Regions from separate parts of the Homo sapiens genome. Here region 1 is linked to region 2. The links are chromatin contacts, found by Hi-C or POLR2A ChIA-PET in ENCODE. All regions are on one chromosome and are shown on one strand. Each heading gives the region's core, a stretch centred on a gene start or an enhancer-like site at or near the end of the contact. The rest is flanking DNA. Distances are from core to core; before and after follow the strand shown.

Region 1 (3,700 bases), core at 904-3,403, 2.1 Mb after region 2:
GAGGCAGGAGAATCACTTGAACCCAGGAGGCGGAGGTTGCAGTGAGCCGAGATGGCACAGGTGTGAGCCACAGAGCCTGGCCTGGGCTGCGTTCTTTCAGGAGGCTCTGGGGCGAATCTGTTCCCTCGTGTCTTCCAGCTTCCAGAGGCTACTGGCACCCTTTGGCTTATGGTTCCTTCCTCCATCTTCAAAGCCATTAACTTCGGTTGTGACTTTCTTACAGCCAATCACTCTGACCCCAATCCCAGCCTCCTTTGTCACATCTGCTTCTCTGACTGTGGCTCTCCTGTCCCCCTCTTGTAATCACCCTTATGATCACATGGGGCCCACCTGGACAATCCCGGGGCATCTCTGCATCTCAAGATGCTCAACTTAATCAGATCTGCAAAGTCCCTTTTGACATACAAGGTAACATCTTCACAGGTTTCAGGGATTAGGATTAGGATTAGGACATAGACATCTTTAGGGGGAACCCTTATTCTGCCTACCGAGGTGAAGAGGTGAAGCCGGCTGGGCTTCTGGGTTGGGTGGGGACTTGGAGAACTTTCCCGTCTAGCTAAAGGATTGAAAACACACCAATCAGTGCTCTCTGTCTAGCTAAAGGTTTGTAAACACACCAATCAGCACTCTGTAAAAACGGACCAATCAACATTCTGTAAAATGGACCAATCAGCAGGATGTAGGCAGGGCCAAATAAGGGACTAAAAACTGGCGGTCCAGCCAGCAGTGGCAACCCGCTCGGGTCCCCTTCCACGCTGCGGAAGCTTTGTTCTTTCCTTCAGGCAGGTTGGAGTCTTGCTTTGTCACCCAGGCTGGAGTGCAGTGGCATGATCATAGCTCACTGCAGCCTCGAACACCTGGGCTCAAGAGATCCTCTTGCCTCAGCTTCCCAAGGTGTGGGGATTACAGACTCGTATTTTTTATTTATCTAACTTTAAGCACGGCCTCTACCTCCCCCAGTCGTGACAAACAACGTTTCCCTCTAGACTTCCAAATAGCTCCAGGAGGACAAAACCCCCCTTTTTCAACCCGAAGCTTAAGGATATTGAGGTTGCACCACTCAAAACAGAGCAGGAATACATAAATATCTAAAGAGCTGGTGTTATCTCAGTGATATCCCTTTTTTTTTTTTTTTTTTTTTTTAGCTTCGGCGGTGACACCTACTCTCCTGGTCTTCTCCCTACCTCGCTAGTCACTCCTCCCAGTCTCCTTTCCTGCGCTTAAATTTCAGAGTACCCCAGGCGTTGGCCTGGGTCTTCCGCTCTCCACTTAAACTTACTCCTTTGAGGTTTTCAATCTGGTTCTACAGCTTTAAATAGCATCTCCATTGATAAACTCACAAAATAAGGCACTTTCAAGTCAGTGGAGGAAATGATAGTATTGGGACAAAGGACTTTCCATACACGGGAGAAAAAAAATCGTTCGTCGCTGTGGGAGGGCTGCCGGGTCTCGTCCACGCTCCCTTTTGAGCACCTACAGTGAGCGTAGGATTGCCACGGATAGCCCAATCCACAAGTGAGTCAAGCTGCCAGGGCTCCAAGAAAGACCCATGGAGGGAGAGGGGAACGTCCGGGGAGGCGAAGGCTGCGAGTGAGACCCGGAGAGGCTGATGTCGGCGGGTCTGCGCGCTCGCAACGCGACCTCCGCCCGGTCAGCAAGACCTCGGCGCGCGATCCTCAGATTCTGCGAAACAAGACAAGCGACTGGGTCCGAGACCGCGGTCCCCATCAAAACGAGCATCAACCAATCGCTGGGAGAAATCCGCAGCCTCGTTTTAAGCCACCAAGCAGAGACCGCGGCGACCTATTATGATAACCTCGAGAACCAATGAAAAACGGGGATTCGCTCAGCCCGCCTCCCGAGCTTCAACCCCGAAGAGATCGCGCACAGTTTTATAAAAGGTACAAATTAGAAAGCAGTTCTGCGGCTGGATTAGAGACATTGTGTTTTCAAAGACGGTGGGGAGGGCTAGAGAAAAATCCTAGAAGCTAGCAAGACCGCACTACACCGAAACGTCGCGGGCAACGGACTCGCCAGTCACCATCTAGCCCAGGGACGACGCGGGACGGACGTGCCGCTGCGCGCTGACATCACGCTCCAGGCCCCGCCCCACCGGCCGCCCATATAGCGAAAGCCTGGCGCGCGCGCGCGCCATTGTGTGGCTGGACTCGGCCGCCCCTGTGGTGTGAGGCGCGTGTTCGGGCTCTTGCCGTCCCCGCACCCGCACCGCGGTTACTGGCTTGCGGTCCGCCGTTCGACAACCAGCCCTTGGGTCCCCGCCCGCCACGGACATGCCGCGCGTCTACATAGGACGCCTGAGCTACAACGTCCGGGAGAAGGACATCCAGCGCTTTTTCAGTGGCTATGGCCGCCTCCTCGAAGTAGACCTCAAAAATGGGTGAGTCGGGCCTGGGCGCCCGCGCCCAGCGTCCCAGGCCTGGTGGCGGCGGGAACTCTCCAAGGAAAGAAGCGGCCAAGGCCGCGGCGCCGCGTGGCAGGGCCTCAAAGATGGCGACGGCGCGGCGTCGCGGGGGCGCGCGGTGGGGTACGGGCGCGCGCACGTGCGCGTCCTGGCTAACGACTCCCCCGCGGTTGTCCGGCCCTCGCACCGCCCCTAGGTACGGCTTCGTGGAGTTCGAGGACTCCCGCGACGCCGACGACGCCGTTTACGAGCTGAACGGCAAGGAGCTCTGCGGCGAGCGCGTGATCGTAGAGCACGCCCGGGGCCCGCGTCGCGATCGCGACGGCTACAGCTACGGAAGCCGCAGTGAGTCCCACCCCCGCGCGCTCCGCGCCCTTGGGGACCCTGGGGGCGGGGGTGGGTGGGGTGGGGCCTCCCAGCCCGGGCAGGCGCGAGGGCCGGGGGTCGTTTGACTTGGGTGTCCCCGAGCCCCGCTGCCTTCACGTCTGCCCGGGGCAGCCATGGGACGCCGGAGCGCGGGGATTGGGTTTGGGTGTTTGGTTTTGTTTATTTGCCAAGTTGGGAGGTGGGTGGCTTCTTCTGGCCCCTTGTCAGCACTGTCACGGGTTCTTCCCACAGAGGAAGTAAGGGGTGGCTGTATTTGTTGTATTCTCCTTACTTACCTATCAGTGCATTAGTTAGAGGTTCGGGGGCAGGCTCGGGTGGAGGTGGGGTAGGGGGCGCGGGGGACGGGGAAGGGGAGGAGCATAAAGTATAGGTCTTAAAGCTATGGAACTTGATGGGGGCCAAAGAATGTACTATTTTTAAGTAATGTGGTATTGTACCACAAAGTAGATCTAAATAAGCTTTATGCTGTATTTGAACTAATTGGGGCATGTTATTGGGAGGAGGTTGGGGGGATTTTTGGTTATGTTAAATGTTTGATGTTTAAATTGTTGCATGTTGAATTCAAACTTTTTAACAAGTCCTTGATGTTTCAATTTGAAAGTGACCAATGGGGCTGAGGCTGTGTCCACTGAGGCTAAGATGACTGCCTTTCCTGATTGGCCTTGGCTTTTCCATACATTGTGTGACCCTTGCCCTATGACCCTTTGGCTGACCTTACCGGAAGCCATGACGACAGCAGCCTTTTGCCATTAGACGCAGGGTGATGGTGAGGATTCCAAGGGTTAGACAAAACTGGTTAATCTGAACTAGGTGACTGTTACCTTGCGTGTTTTGTGGCCAAACCACCACCAAAAACCTCACACTGTGATGTAAGTACTTAGTGTAAAACTA
Region 2 (4,147 bases), core at 1,526-4,025:
CTGTGATTGTGCCACTGCACTCCATCCTGGGTGACAGAGCCAGACCCTGTCTAAAACAAAACAAAAAAACAATAAAACACATAAGCTACCAAATTCTGTAAAGAAGGAAGTACCACCTGCATTCTTGGATTAATGAAGAAACAAACAGCTGCCAGTGATATAGGCTCATCCGATGAGTATACCCAAGCAGAGGAAAAAATGGCCTCCACCTTCAACCCCAGAAATGGGCAAACACAAGTGTCCATGCTGCTTGCACCCTCAGAGAAAGCCCTGGAGATGGTGATGTCAACCACAAGCTAGAGTGGGACAGTCTCTGCCTTATTCAGTTCCATTCAGTGTTAGAACAAGTCATACTAGCAGAGGCTGTTCTATCTGCCTTTCTTCTCCTACCCTCATCACCAAATCCCAGATGATTGAGAGTTCCAGAAACGAGCCTGTCAGAAATGCAATTTTTCTTTTTCTTTTTTTTTTTTTTTGAGACAATGTCTTGCTCTGTCACCCAGGGTGGAGTACAGAGGCGCCATCTCAGCTCACTGCAACCTCCACCTCCTCGGTTCAAGTGATTCTCCTGCCTCAGCCTCCTGAGTAGCTGAGACTACAGCTGTGCACCACCATGCCTGGCTAATTTTTTTTTTTTTTGTATTTTTAATAGAGACGGGGGACCGAGCGCAGTGGCTAACGCCTGTAATCCCAACACTTTGGGAGGCTGAGGTGGGTGGATCACGAGGTCAGGAGATCGAGACCATCCTGGCTAACACAGTGAAACCCTGTCTCTACTAAAAATACAAAAAATTAGCTGGGCATGGGGATGGGCCCCTGTAGTCCCAGCTACTCAGGAGGCTGAGGCAGGAGAATGGCGTGAACCCGGAAAGTGGAGCTTGCAGTGAGCAGAGATGGTGCCACTGCACTCCAGCCTGAGTGACAGAGCGAGACTTCATCTCAAAACAAAAACAAAAACAAAAAAACAGAGATGGGGTTTCACCGTGTTGGCCAGGCTGGTCTCCAACTCCTGACCTCAGACGATCCGCCCACCTCTGCCTCCCAAAGTGCTGGGATTGCAGGCGTAAGCCACCTCACCCCAGCCGCAAATGCAATTTCTGCAACAACCTTTATATCAACTTTTTTTCCTCTAACAATGAACAATGAAAACAATTTGTGCTCCATCTTTAAAAATGTGTGACACAAAAATTTTTTAAATAAAAATAAATATGTGATAAACATTCCTGAATGCCTAGTGTGTGCCCTGGCGCTGTGCTCTGCATTTAATTTGGATCAGCAGTTCTCAGCCTTGTTTGTACATTACAACCAACTGGAGAGGTTTTTAAACTCCCAGTATCCGGGGCATCAGTATTCGTCTAGGGCACAGTGATTCTAACACACAGTCAAGGTTGAGAACCACTTATTTAATTCATCCTGTAAATCCTCACAATAGAATCCTGCAAGGTAGCTTTTATCACCACCTTTGCCGATGAAATTGAGGCTCAAAGAGGTAAATTGATTTCGGCATCTGTAGCCCCAACCTGTGACCTCTCCTTCCTTCCTTCTCGGGCTCCCTTCAGGGATTTCCTGATGTTACAGAAAATGGTATGTATGACGCTGCCCTCCTGGCCACCTTGACATAGCTCTGCTCCCAACAGGGCTCTTCTGAGATAGCAGCCAGACACTACCTGGGATCAGGACTGATACTAAATGACTTCTGCCAAAATGAGGACAACTGAGGCCAGTCACTTCCAAACAGGTTCTGTCACCCTGAGTCAGAATAATGGCAGCTACCTCTCCTCCTCACCGCCCAGTCGTTTCTAAGCCTGGCTCGTCGCCGTTGCTGCTCCGCCAAGCCTTTCCTCGGTGCCCTCTCTCTTTTAGAACAAATTACTTCATCTCCAGGCCCTTCTCAGGGCAGCTTCTTTGCAGGGGCCATAGGGCGTCGGAAAGGTCTTTGGTCCAGGAAAGCCGCGAGCCACAGATCCAAGAGGAAAAAGCCGTTCCCGGCCCGGGCCTTGCCCAAGGCACGAGAGTAAATGCACCTTCCGCGTGCCTCGGCGCACCTGGGCTCACCTGTCCCCTCCCGCAGTGCCTGCAGACAGGGAGGGAGCGCGGCTGGGCCAGAAGGCTGATCACCGCCTGCCCCCTGCTGGCCAGTGTCAGTATTGAGCCCGCTGCCGCTCGACCAGAACGTCCCAGGGATGGAATGAAGGTGCGGGCATTTATGGAGCGCCTGCTGTTTGTCAGGCGAGGTACTGATAAGCGCTGGAGTGTAAGGATGTACGTGACCTGCTCTCAGAGTTCAAATTTAAATGAAGAGATATACATTAATCAAGTAGTCATTCAAGCAAATATGAAATTACAACTGTGGGCTATGCGAACAGATGACGCGAGGGGCCTGTCCAGTCTGGGAGATACGGGTGGGTTCAGGAAAAGCTGCCCCCAGGAGGGGACGTTTGAGCGCCAGGAGCCGCGCAAAGTCATTTCATGTCATCTCTAAAATCCTGCAAGGCGGCTTTCCCCCTTGACAAAACAGGAAATGGGATCAAATTGAGGAAGGAATTCACCCAAGATCACACAGCAAGCTGGAAGCAAATCTGGGAGGAGCTAGGTCCGCCCCGTTCCGAAATCCACACTTTTCTGGAGGTGGGGCAGGCGGTGGCACAGGGACTTGGGGCGGGGTCTGGTGGGCGGGGCATGAAGTCTGGCCCCGCCCCCGCCTCCGAGGCCAAAGGGCGCCCTGGGCGGGGATCGGAGCAGGGGCGGGGTCTTTCCAGGGAGTGGAGCCTGGGCAGATTGGGGCCTGTGGAGGCCGCACTAGGATCGTAGAAGGAGTGGAGCCGTGCTCTCACCCTGTCTTAGAGGACCCGGAAGCGCCAAGTGACTGAGGGCCGAAGACACTCACCTGTGGAGCCTGTGCACGTAGGTAGAGGCGGCGGCTCTGAGTCCAGGAGCTCCAGTGGGCAGCTCCCCAGGTAGGGCCCAACTCGGGGGGAGAAGAGATGACCCTCTCCCCTCCCGCCCTGCCCATCTGTCCTGCCATCCTACATTCCTTCCTTCCTGTCCGCGGGCCTGGGTCCACCCCTAGCTGTAAGATGGGGACGCAGGGGTGGAGGGACTGGCCTCATTTTGTCCCTTTTTCCCTGGCCCAGCGGCTGCAGGCCCCCTGGACACCCAGAACGTAGAGTCTGGAGAGGAGACGTCGAAACCTCCCAGGGGAGGCTGGCCCAGCTTTACCCCAGCCTGACTGTGTGACCTTGAGGAGGACAGCCACTTTCTCTGGTACCCAGTGTCCTCAGTTGCAAAACAGTGACTGGCCCTTGCCCTGCTTGCCCTGAGACTGGGCAGATCAGATGCTGTAGCTGCTGGGGGCTGGGGTGGCGCTTTCTCTCTACTGGGGCACTAGGAGTGCTTACTCTCCTGCTCCCTCTGGTCCTCGGTGGAGAGCCACACCCTTCATCCACCCAAACCTGGGAGCCCCGAGGGCTGAGAGCCTAGTCCTAGGGCAGCTTGCTCTGGCTTCCCTGTGCTAGAGTTGTAGTCTAGCCTGGAAGGCCTGTGAACATCCCCAAGGTGGGGTGTGAGGCCTACGTGGAGTGCACATGCTCGTTTTGCAAATAGTGGTGCCACCATTGTGCATGGCCTTGAGTGCCAAGTTAAGAAGTCCAAACTCCGCTGGGCGCGGTGGCTCACGCCTGTAATCCCAGCACTTTGGAGACTGAGGCGGGTGGATCATGAGGTCAGGAGATCGAGACCATCCTAACACGGTGAAACCCCGTCTCCACTAAAAATACAAAAAATTAGCCGGGTGTGGTGGCACACGCCTGTAGTCCCAGCTACTCGGGAGGCTGAGGCAGGAGAATTGCTTGAACCCAGCAGGCGGAGCTTGCAGTGAGCCAAAATCATGCCACCGCACTCCAGTCTGGGTGACAGGGCAAGACTCCATCTCAAAAAAATAAATAAATAAAAGAAGTCCAAACTCTCAACTGCTGGCAGGGGCAGTTCATCAGAGTATGACCTGCAGTGCCCACAGGACCAGCCTGCATGAGTGGGGCTGTCATGATGCTGCTGCTGATAGGTGTACATACAGGTTTTTATTGCATTCCAGGGCTTTACACAAAGTCATTAGTTACTCACACGTGCCTGATGTTATTCCCATTTTGGA

What was found. A loop is a pair of places that touch in the nucleus more often than their neighbours do. ChIA-PET counts read pairs that join two places held with the same protein, here RNA polymerase II (POLR2A). Pooled maps may share reads with other maps.
Region 1: a pooled map shows a loop between it and region 2 (4-fold over the local background). The contact joins the promoter of SRSF6 here to the promoter of LPIN3 in region 2. A Hi-C loop is called at or near these places in 3 of 50 pooled maps. POLR2A ChIA-PET finds 5 or more read pairs at or near these places in 4 of 52 experiments (A549, Caco-2, HCT116 and 1 more).

The regions. Positions count from the first base shown.
Region 1 is chr20:43,455,743-43,459,442 of GRCh38, forward strand. It overlaps SRSF6 (serine and arginine rich splicing factor 6), which reads left to right and starts at 2,154. Exons shown (of 6, transcript NM_006275.6): 1 at 2,154-2,398; 2 at 2,619-2,767. The coding sequence starts at 2,292. RefSeq lists enhancers at 1,491-1,810, 1,871-2,030, 1,952-2,899, 2,331-2,430 and silencers at 2,571-2,670, 2,681-2,940.
Region 2 is chr20:41,338,046-41,342,192 of GRCh38, forward strand. LPIN3 (lipin 3) reads left to right here and starts at 2,776. Exons shown (of 20, transcript NM_022896.3): 1 at 2,776-2,957. RefSeq lists an enhancer at 2,388-2,437 and a silencer at 2,598-2,757.